2 separate regions of the Homo sapiens genome follow, and region 2 is linked to region 1. Evidence: read pairs that join two places in POLR2A ChIA-PET (ENCODE). Cell type or tissue: MCF 10A. All regions are shown on one strand. Each heading gives the region's core, and the rest is flanking DNA. Links, peaks and the distances in the headings are about the cores only.

Region 1 (5,378 bases), core at 251-5,250:
TTCTTTTCTGTCTTGGATTCCTATTATGCATACATTTTACCTTTTTAAATTGTCCTACAGTCTTAGGATATTCTATTCCTTTTTTTTTTCTTTGCTTTTCAGTTTTGGAAGTTTTTATTGACGTATCTTTGAGCTCACTGATTCTTAGGCCATGTGCAGATGATCTGGTAATATGCATTCTTTTTTTCTGTTGCTGTTTTTTTTTATTTCTGGCATTTCCTTTTGATTCTCAGAATTTTCATCTCTTTGCTTATATTACCCATCAATTCTTAACATGTTCTCTACTTTTTCCACTAGAGCCCTTAGCATGTTAGTAGTTATTTGCAATTGTTGGCCTAATAATTGCAAAATATCTGCCATATCTGAATCTGATTCTGACACTTGCTTTGGATCCTCAGACTGTTTTATTTTTCCTAACCTTTTAGCATGTCTAATGGTGTTTTTTGTTTGTTTGTTTGTTTGTTTTTGAGACAGGGTCTCACTCTGTTATCCAGGCTGGAGTACAGTGGCACAGTCTTGGCTAACTGCAACCTCCACTTCCCGGTCTCAAGAGATTCTCCAGCCTCAGCCTCGTGAGGAGCTGGGACTGCAGGCGCAAGCCACCAACACCTGGCTAATTTTTCTATTTTTGTAGAGATGGGTTTTTGCCATGTTGTCCAGACTAGGTTCAAACTCCTGAGATCAAGGCAGTCCGCTCACCTTAGCCTCCCAAAATGCTGGGATTACAGGTGTGAACCACTGAGCCTGGCTATTTTTTTTTTTTTTTTTTTTTTGTTAAAAGCTAGATATGATGTATTGGGTAAAAGGAACTAAGATCAGTAGGACTTGAGTATGAAGTTTCATGTTTATCTGGCTAGGGGTTAATCTGTGTTTATTTGCTGTTGATGTCAGAGGCTAGAATTTCCTATAGTGTCCTTGATCTTGTCTACTCTGTGGTATTTGGGTTTCCCTAGAGACTCCCTTTTATTTTTACTTTTTTAGAGACAGGGTCTTGCTGTGTTACCCAGGCTAGAGTGCAGTGGCACGATCATGGCTTACTGCAGCCTTCAACTCCTGGGTTCAAGGGATCCTCCTGCCTCAGGCTCTTGAGAAGATGGTACTACAGGCATGCGCCTCCATGCTTGGCTAATTTATCTTTTGATTTTTGTAGAGGTGGGGGCTCACTGTGTTGCTAGGCTGGTCTTGAATTCCTGGGCTCAAGTGATCCTCCTGCCTCGGTTTCCCAAAGTGCTGTGATTACAGGCATGAGACTCCTTTTTAAATAGAGCCTGAGCCTTACCATTCTTTCAGTTGTGATTTCCTGTTTTACAGGAGCTCTGTTGATTGTAGTAAGATGAGTGTTGTGGAGCGGGGAGAATAGTCTGTATGTAGTCCTGTGATTAGGCTCAGGTTTTTTGTGGGACAGTGCCCCTGGGCTTTCACCTTTACAAATGCTTCTCAGCTTTTTTACCCCCCTTAGGTGGAACAAGAAAGCTAGAGAGAGAACCCTAGTTGGATATTTTCCTTATTCCACTTGGTCAGGCTTTGATATACCCGCTGTTGGTTAGCCTCTGGTAAAATAATTTTCCTTAAGGTCAGTCCTTTGTTAAGGATAACAGAATGTTCTGGGAATATTTGAATATGGTTACTTTTTCCTTTTTTCCTTTCTCCTTCCAGAAGCACAGGGATTTTTTTCTCTTTTCTTTACCCTGACAACCTGATGGGGCTTTTGGAGTTAAAAATCATGGAAGTAGCTGGGCACGGTGGCTCACGCCTGTAATCCCAGCACTTGGGAGGCCTAGGCAGATGGATTACTTGAAGTCAGGGGTTTGAGACCAGCCTAGCCAACATGGTGAAACCTCATCTCTTCTAAAATAATACAAAAATTAGCTGGGCATGGCGGGTGCTGTTAATACTCAGGAGGCTGAGGCAGGAGAATTGCTTGAATCCGGGAAGCGGAGGTTGCAGTGAGCCAAGATCGCGCCATTGCACTCTAGCCTGGGTGACAAGAGTGAAACTCCATCTCAAACAAACAAACAAAAAAAATCATGGAAGTGTGGGGAGCCCCTTAAGGCTGGTTTGCCAGGAGTTTCCATCTGTCAAACTAGTCCATATTTAGACTGTCTTAATTAATCTATTTAAGTTTTTCTTCCAGTTGTTGGCTTCAGCAATAGTTGCTGCTTCTGGTAAGCTGTGATTTTCTGTATTTGCTTGTTTCTTTAGTTTTGGAGGAGGCAGCAGATTGTCCTGTGATCTCGGTTCTCTGATGGATCTAAGAGAAGCTACTGATTTCCAGTTCAGTTTTTTTTTTTTTCTGTTGTGTGGACAGGAGTGACAGCTTCACTAGTTGAACTCAAAACTGGAAGTAGTATGAATTTTTCAGTGTCTGAATTTGCCTTCAATTTAGTTTGAGTCCCACGACTTAGAAGTAGGCTGTTCTACTAGGAGCTTTTTAAACCATTACAGTTATTTAATTTGATTCATTTAATCTCTATTGAGGATCTACTAAGTTTCATGCATCTTTTATTATGTATAGTATTTCATGCACTGGAAATATTAAGATGCTTCTATCCCCATACTTCTTTTTTCAAAGGCTTTTTCTCATTGTTCTCTAGAGGATGGGTCTATCTCTTATATTTTGCTAAAGATTTGTTGCCTTTTGTATTTTATCTTTCCTTCTATTAGCAAATGTTTTTCTCTATTAGCTCATTCTCATGAGTATCTAATTATGCTTTCATACATCATCTTAAGGAAGCCACCTTGGGTCTTTCCACACCCCCTAACTTCTGCAATCTCTGTTCACTTTCATTATCAAGAGTTGTCTACTTATATTGTTACAATCTCTCAAATTTAGTTTACTTTTCAATCTATTCCATTCTGGTTGTCGCTTCTGATACCACTGTGAATGCTCTGTCATCAGGGTCCTCCCTGTTGCAAAATCCTTCTTCTCTGCGTGCCACATACTCCTACCTCCCCACCTCAGGCTCTGGCAGCCACAGATCTTACTATCTGTCTAGTTTTGCCTTTCCTGGAATGTCATAGTGTTGGAGTCATGCAGTGTGTAGCTTTTTCAGACTGGCTTTCACTTAGCAATATGAAAGTTTTTTTCATGTCTTTTTGTGACTTGGGAGCTCATTTCTTATTATTGTATATATCTACCACAGTTTGTTTATCCATCATCTAATGAAGGACAGCTTGGTTGCTTGATGTTTTTGGCAGTTCTGAATAAAGCTGCCGCAAACATTCCTGTGCAGGTTTTTATGTGGACTTGTTTTCAACTCATTTGGGAAAATACCTGTGTGTGCAATTGCTGAGTCATGTAGTAAGCCTGTGCTTAGCTCTGTAAGAGACTGCAGACTGTCTCAACTCGACTGTACTGTTTTTGCATTTCCACCAGCAATGAATATGAATTCATTTGCTCTGCATTCTTAGCAGCATTTGGTGTTGTCAGTGATTGTAGCCTGTCTAATAGGGGTGTGGTAGTATCCATTGTTTTAATTAGCATTTCTCTAGTGATATAGGGTGTTGAGCTCCATTTCATGTTTTTTTTTTTTCTCTATTATCTTTGGTGATACATCTGCTCAGATTTTTTGCTCTTTTTTAAGATTTTTTCTTTATTGTGTGTTAAGAGTTCTTGGTATATTTTAGATACCAGTCCTTTATAAGATGTGTTTGACAAATATTTTCTCCTAGTCTGTGGCTTGTCTTTTCATTTTTTTTAAACAGTGTTTTACAGAGAAGAAAAATTTTCAATTTTAATGAAGTCTACCTTATCAATTTTTTCTTTATGGGTCATGATTTTCGTGCTGTGTTTACAAATATATTGCCAAACAAGATTTTCTTCCTCATTATCTACAAGTTTTACAGTTTTGAATTGTATGTATAGGTCTGTGATACTTTCTGAGTTAACTTTTGTGAAAGATAAAAGGTCAGTGTTGGATAGATTATTTTTCCTTTTGCATGTGGTTGTCCAGCACCATGAAGACTCTTCCTTCTCCACTGAATTGTCTTTGTACTTTTGCCAAAGATCAGATTTACCTCTTAAATCTTTGTCAAACCTGTCCACTTCTCACCATCTCCATTTTCAATCTCTTCAAGCCACCATCCTCTCTTGCCTAATTATTGCAGTAGTCCTTACTGGTCTTGCCTTATCTGTTGATCCCTGTTTTATTCACAGAATATGATTTGTGATTTTAAAGGCATAAATAAAATGCCTTTTCTGTTTAATATCTAATTGCTTTCCTTTATACAAACAACAAAATCCAAATTCTTTATCATGGCCTGTGAGACCCTAAATGATCAGGCCCTACCTTTTCTTCCAACTTTACCCTCATTCTTCCTCTCCAGCCACCTTTGGCTCATTTAGTCTCTGAATGTGTTACTGTCTACTACCTTAGGGGATTCCTAATGACTGGAATGCCCCTTTTAAGTCTCAGCTTAAATGTTTCCTCTTCAGGGATGCCTTTTCTAGTCATTATATCTAAACATTTAGTTCTCTTCCTTGACTTTTACTCTCTAACATTACATCAATTCTTTACTACTATTTTGCCCAATTTAAAAGCATATATTGTTGGTCTATTTATTGTCTGACTTCCTGAGACCAGGGATCACGTCTGTCTTGTTTGCTATTGTTTTTTTTAGCAGCTGCTACACAGTAGGCGCCAAACAAATATTTTAAGGAAGAAGACATAGGCAGCCTTTGAGATGCCCAAATTTAGTGAGGAAGATCCATATGTATGTAGGTAAATTATAGTGCCATTTTAGTGCTGTTAGAAAGTTGTAGTTTTGGAAAACAAGTAATGAAAGGTTAAGAAAGAAAAATCTTTCGGATTCTTCCTCAAGTGTGTGAACTTTATAGCTGTCAATTTATGAAGTCTTATTGCCTAGGTTTCTTTTTTTTTTTTTTTCCATTCTTTGTCACTTTTATTCAGTAGGTTTTTTTTCCCTTATTTTCAGTGCCAGACATGGCGAGGAGTGATTACAGCCAACTGTTATTAAAACATTTGTTCACAACATATACCCCCTTTATACCACTGACCCCAAACTGACTCATTTTATGTGCTTTCATTCTTTCTTTTTTTAATATACCACTATCAAGACCGGGTGGAGGGGGCAAGGGTAAGAGAGATGAAGGGGAGGAGTCCAGGAGGCCAGAAGAGGGGAATGCTACAAGCCACAGTAAGAATGAGCTGTATTTAATTTAAAAAAAAGGGGGAAGGGGTGTACCCCACAAATGATACAGTAATGAGGATACACAATTAAATCCCATAGCATGACTGAAAGCTTTCACTGTGTTTGACATCATCACAATGGAATTGCCTAGGTTTCTTAGCTAAAAGTAAGTTTGTATCTTTTATTATTTGATAGTGGGGGGTTAGCGTCCTAGAAGTCCCAGACTT
Region 2 (5,378 bases), core at 178-5,177, 210 kb before region 1:
CCCAGTCTCAAGTATTCCTTTTAAGCAACATAAACACAGCCTAATACGCTAATTTATGCCCAGCACCCAGGTCTTCGTTTCTAACACCATTCTCCAATAAAAGGAACCAGGGCTCCTTGGAAAAGTGGCCAACTCTAGGATTGGGGCAGGAAAAATGCAAGATGAGCCTGGAGCGTCTCATGGTGCTAGAAGTAAGGAAGGGCTCAAAGAGCAAAAGTAAGGAAGGGACACCTTCAAAGGGGCACAGGAGATAGCCTGGAAGAGCTCCTGGTGGCCAAAGCTGGAACAATACAAGCAGGAAAATATAGGCACTTCCCTACTTATGATGGTGCCACTTCCGATTTCAACTTTACGATTGATTTATTGGGGGTATTAAATGCATTTTTGACTTAAGATTTTCAATTTACAATGGGTTTGTTGGGACATAACCCTATTGTAATTTGAGGATCATCTGTAAATAGTATTGGATTACAAACCCAAAGTATAAAATAAATATCCAGGGGTCCATCTTAATATAAATAAGCTATTGAAGAAATAAATACATGGGGCAGGGGGAGGAGGGGAAAGAGACAACTCTTCTGTGCAGAAGAATTCCAAATAATTTCCATAGATATTCCCCCTCCAGGGGGCAAAGCTCAGCCCCCCTCCCACACTTGCCACCATACACACATTTTGAGTGTGGGAGCTTGGCTTAGGGACTTGCAAGCACTACCTGGATCAAGGTCAGCATCCACAGTGATGAATCATGTTAACAGTAGTTACCCTTGATATAAGGTGATGAAAATGGCACTTCGCCTCTGTGGTCTTTCTTCTTCCCCAAAACACTGTCATCCAGCCAAGTCATGAGAAAACACCAGACAAATCCCAGTGGAGGGACTTTCAACAAAATGCCTGTCCAGCACTCCTCAAAACTGTCAAGCTCATCAAAAACAAGGAAAATATGAGAAACTGTCACAGCCCTAAGGAGAGACTAGGAGAGAGGACCACCAAATGCAAGGTGGGATCCTGAATTAGATCCTGAACAGAAAAGGGCGTTAGTGGAAGAACTGGTGAAATCTGAGTAAAGGCACTCAGCTGTGGCTGCCTTGCCTTGGCTGGAGTTTAGCTAGCAGTACTTTACCACCATTGGCTTCTTACTTTTGAGAAATGTACTATAGTAATGCAATATGTTAACCTCAGGGAAAACTAGCTGATGGATGGGTAGGAACCCTTGTACTATTATTTGCAACTTTTCTGTAAATATAAAACTGTTTTAAAATAAAAAGTTTATTTTAAAAAAGGAAAAATACTTCCATCAGTAAAAATGCCATCAGCAAGTATCTTTGTATATTAAAAATAAATTAAATGTAGTTTTAGCCTTTTAAATTATATTTAATCATGTTATTATAAACACTACAAATTAGAATAATTTATTTAGGCCCACACAGTCCAAAGTCTAAATTTTTAATATTGTATCTTTCTCCTTCTTCAATAGGGCTGCCCACAGCTGTGCCTGAGAAATCTTGGCTTTACCTATAAACCTGTCCCATTTCCCTGGGGCTTCTGGTGTTGCCAGAGGCTCCATCCAGTGTGCTGTGTCTTGGCTATCTGGGGCTCCCAAAAGCTGTAATAAAGCCTAGGTATATTTTGCCAGGAAGCCAATGATACTCTGAATCCTTTGCATTTCAATTCTACCTTCTCTCATTCAATCAGGTCTAGTCAGAGCTAGTCTTAAGGATTTTAGACTATATCCTAAGGGCAATGAAAAGCATTTGAAGGGCTTAGTAAGGGAGATGTATAAAGAGAGGAGTAGGAAATAGAAGGGAAAGGGAGGGAAAATGACTTTAGGGAGTCATTATAGTAGTCTAGACCAGAGATGATGGTGGCTTAGACCAGGATGCTGACACTATGGGTAGGAACTTCTGATACCAATTGTTATTAATGATGATAATAATAAACATTTATATGATCCTTTAGAGTTTTCAGTGCAAACACTTTCACATTCTTCGCCAATTAATGTTTACAACTCTGGGGAGAATTTCCATGTTGCAAATGAGAAAAACTGGAGCCATAGAAAATTAAGTGAATTGCTCAAGGCTTAAGGTAGCATAATTTTAACCCAAGCGTTTTGATTCCAAATTCAATGCGTTTTCCAGTGACCTGGCTGCCAGATTAACGGTGAGATATATGTTAACAGTTTGATCTTTTGTTCTTCGGGTTAATGGTTTTCAAAAGAACTATACTTACAAGCTTAAAAATACAGATTCCTGAGCACCACTCTCAGAGATTCTGACTGAGTAGTTCTGGGGGTAGGAAGCATCTGGAACTCTGCAGCCAGCTGGGGGATGCAAGGAAGGGGCCCATGGACCACAGTCCCAAAACCAGCACTGCTAAGGTTCTTTGCTTGCTTTCCCAATTTCCATGCATGAGTAAATACTAAACCTGGGGAATCGTTCTCCAGGTGCATATCACAATGATTTAAAAATGAATATAGGTTTTTAAAAACTATTATTTTAGTGGTCATCTTTTCTAATCTGGATAGCATTAGTGCAATGGACATAATGCTTATGTTCTCTCCCGACCAATTCTATATGTTGAAATCCTAACCCATAAGGTGATGGTATAAGGAGCTGGGGGCTTTGGGCAATGATTAGGTCATGAGAGTGGAACTCTCATGAATGAGATTAGTGCCCCAGAGAGCTAGCCTCTCCCTTCCACCATGTGAGGGCACAACAAGAAGGTGCCATCTGTGAACCATGAACCAGGAAGCAAGCCCTCATCAGACATCAAATCTGCTGATGTCTTGATCTTGGACTTCCCAGTCTCCAGAATTGTAAGCAGTAAATTTCTGTTGTTTAGAAGCCACCCAGTCTAAGGCATTTTGTTACAGTAGCCTAAACAGACTAAAACAATTAGCATAATTGCTTTGAAACTATTTTTGCTGTTTAATAACTACCTTGTTCCTTTTACTCCTGTCCTGCCAGAAGCTTCTCCTGTGACCACTGTCCACATGCCTGGGCCCCTCTCCTTGTGGCTCCCCAGCAGCTGGCCTCTGAGCCATGGTGAAGGCAGTGGCCTCCAGTCCTCCACAGCCCTCGACCCAGAATTGCTTGCCACACAGCTGCCTCTTCTCAATAGAAACCTCAGCTGATACACAGAGTCAGTGCTGGAGTTTTTGTAGCTCTAGAGAAAAGGGGCCAGGAGAGTCTGGTTTTTGTATTTCCCCATCTTAAAGCACCCCAGCCAAAAAACTGCAGGTGGGGGCTTCAGTGCATCTGTCATTCTTCCTTTAAGAAAATAACTAAGTTGTCCATAATCACTCCTTGTCTTGTTTGGCCTGAATAATGAATTTTCTTTCTATTTTGGTTATCTTTCTGGCACATTTAAAATGAGATGTATATCTTTATATAACTATTTTTTGTTACTACTCTATTTGAAGGTCATTTAAGACATGTGGTTCACTATTTATTCATTTTATCTACTTTTTAATCACAAACTGAAAATAAATATCCAGGCACTTGCAACTTAAGTTAGAAAAGAGAGGCCCTGGCTAAAGCGGTTTCAGTGCTTTGAAGAGCAAAACCGCAGTGACCCAACAAGGCTTTTTTTCTCACAGTTGGCCTCGGCCTCCACGGGCAAACCCTAAAGTTCCTGTCTCTTCAGTTTCCATAGGAATATTTTACTGGAAGGTAGAGTCAAGAACCTAGAGAAAACTGGTGATGGCTTCTCAAAGTCCCTCCCAGAGACATGGCCTCAGCAGGAGGTATGGGGGAGGGGGCAAATTTCCACTTCACCCAAAGGAGCCCTGGGCTGCCCCCGCGTGGTATCTGCCAACCCCAGGAGGGGCATCCTCCTCTCTTCGTGTCAGCTTCATGGGTCTCCGGAGGGTGGAAGCTGTGGATGTATACTGAGTGCCCACTATAAGCCAGACACTGCAGAACTGCTTCAGACAGCCTGATGTTGCTCAGTCACAGACATCTCTTTCTTTCAAGCAGATGGGGCTACATATGGCAGTCACCAGCTGTGGTTACCTTGGTGGTTGGTACTATCTAGGACCCCTCAGCTTCAGGGATCTTATACCCCACAAGCTGGACTAGGCAGGGTTTCCTGATGACGCCCCAAAGATCACAACTCCTTTTGGCCAGCAGTGCCCATTGCTGGGGGCACCAGGAAACTCTGCTTCCATGGGACATGATTGGCTGTTACAGCCCACCGTTCCCTGCCCCCAACCTTGGGTTTATCTGAGAACTGATCCCAAAGTGTTCTCCTCTTATAGCATGCCCCTGAGAGTCAGGAAATATTTCAGCTCTTTCTCAGGCACTCCCCACCTTAAAGGATAGGACCAGAGGGGGCCTTTACCTGTCCTTCCCAAGGTGGGAGTGATGGTGCAACATTCCATTACTCTACAGCAGCATGGCCAGGCGGGGCAGCAAACCTTGTTCACTCCAATGCAATGTGCTCACTTTTGACCCTTTTGAAAACCCTCCTGATTCAACTTGTGGGAGAGAGGAGCAGGCCCCTCTATAGTCATCATCGTACAAACAACACGCTCCTGATATTAGGGGACCTGGCTGCACCCTCCACATGGACCATCTTCTGGGAAGGTGAGACATCCATCTGCTTTCATGACCTTTTTAGACAGTGGGTCAGTGGGAAGAGGGGAGGACCCAGGATTGGCCTGAGCTGCTTCTAAGGACAGCCTGGAATCAACATCATGACTCCTCAGGGGTTTGGTGTACTTGGGTCTAACCTTCTAGGGGGTTTAATCAGAGAGATGGAACATGCAGGAGGCATGGGATAGTTAGGATTTCCGAACAGAGGAACATTCACCACAGGCAGGTGGCTTCATGGGGGTGGGGCCTGTCTAGGCCATCAGGGTGGAAGCAGGACCCCTCTCAGCAGCCGAGGGAAGGGTATGGTGACCAGTTCCTGCCCTCCAGAGAGAGAGAGAGAGAGAGAGAGAGAGAGAGGTTATTCCAGCAAGGAGGAGGCAGATTGTCAGGCCCCAAGCCAGGCAGCTGTGGTTTGGGGCAGGGTTCCAGGGCCAGCAGGGAGCTGGAGTGCCAAATGGGAGCTGAGCAGGCACCCAGTCATATGCCAGGCTTGGCCCACAGGTAAGTTTAGACAGCAACACTCTGGGGCAGGACATCTGGGTGCCAAAGAGCTTTCCACAAGCACCTGGATCCTGGCCTTGGAGCAGCAAGACTGAGTCCCCATTCACCCCACTAGCAGACAAGGGCCCTAGATTTTGAAACAGCCAGGCTTGTGTAGCATCAGCTCAGCTACCTAGCAAGACAGAGTGAGTGTGCAGATGCCCTGGGGGATATGAGATTACCATACCCCAACCTCCTGCCAGATTCTTTCCTGTTATAGGCAGCCATTCCCATAACCTGAAACAG

The links. Peaks named below come from ENCODE experiments on the same cell type or tissue, not always from the same donor. Only the 100,000 strongest peaks of a DNase experiment are listed, where the experiment ranks them.
Region 2: POLR2A ChIA-PET joins it to region 1 with 5 read pairs; 2 of 35 experiments call an interaction of 5 or more read pairs at or near these places.

The regions. Positions count from the first base shown.
Region 1 is chr13:44,521,191-44,526,568 of GRCh38, reverse strand. The region is part of intron 1 of TSC22D1 (TSC22 domain family member 1); the gene reads left to right. Among named protein-coding and RNA genes, the nearest start is that of TSC22D1-AS1, 52 kb to the left of the region's middle. In MCF 10A, for the core only: no CTCF peak of the experiment used is centred there; a DNase peak (open chromatin) is centred at 3,288.
Region 2 is chr13:44,734,199-44,739,576 of GRCh38, reverse strand. No RefSeq gene overlaps it. Among named protein-coding and RNA genes, the nearest start is that of LINC00330, 73 kb to the left of the region's middle. In MCF 10A, for the core only: no CTCF peak of the experiment used is centred there; a DNase peak (open chromatin) is centred at 5,136.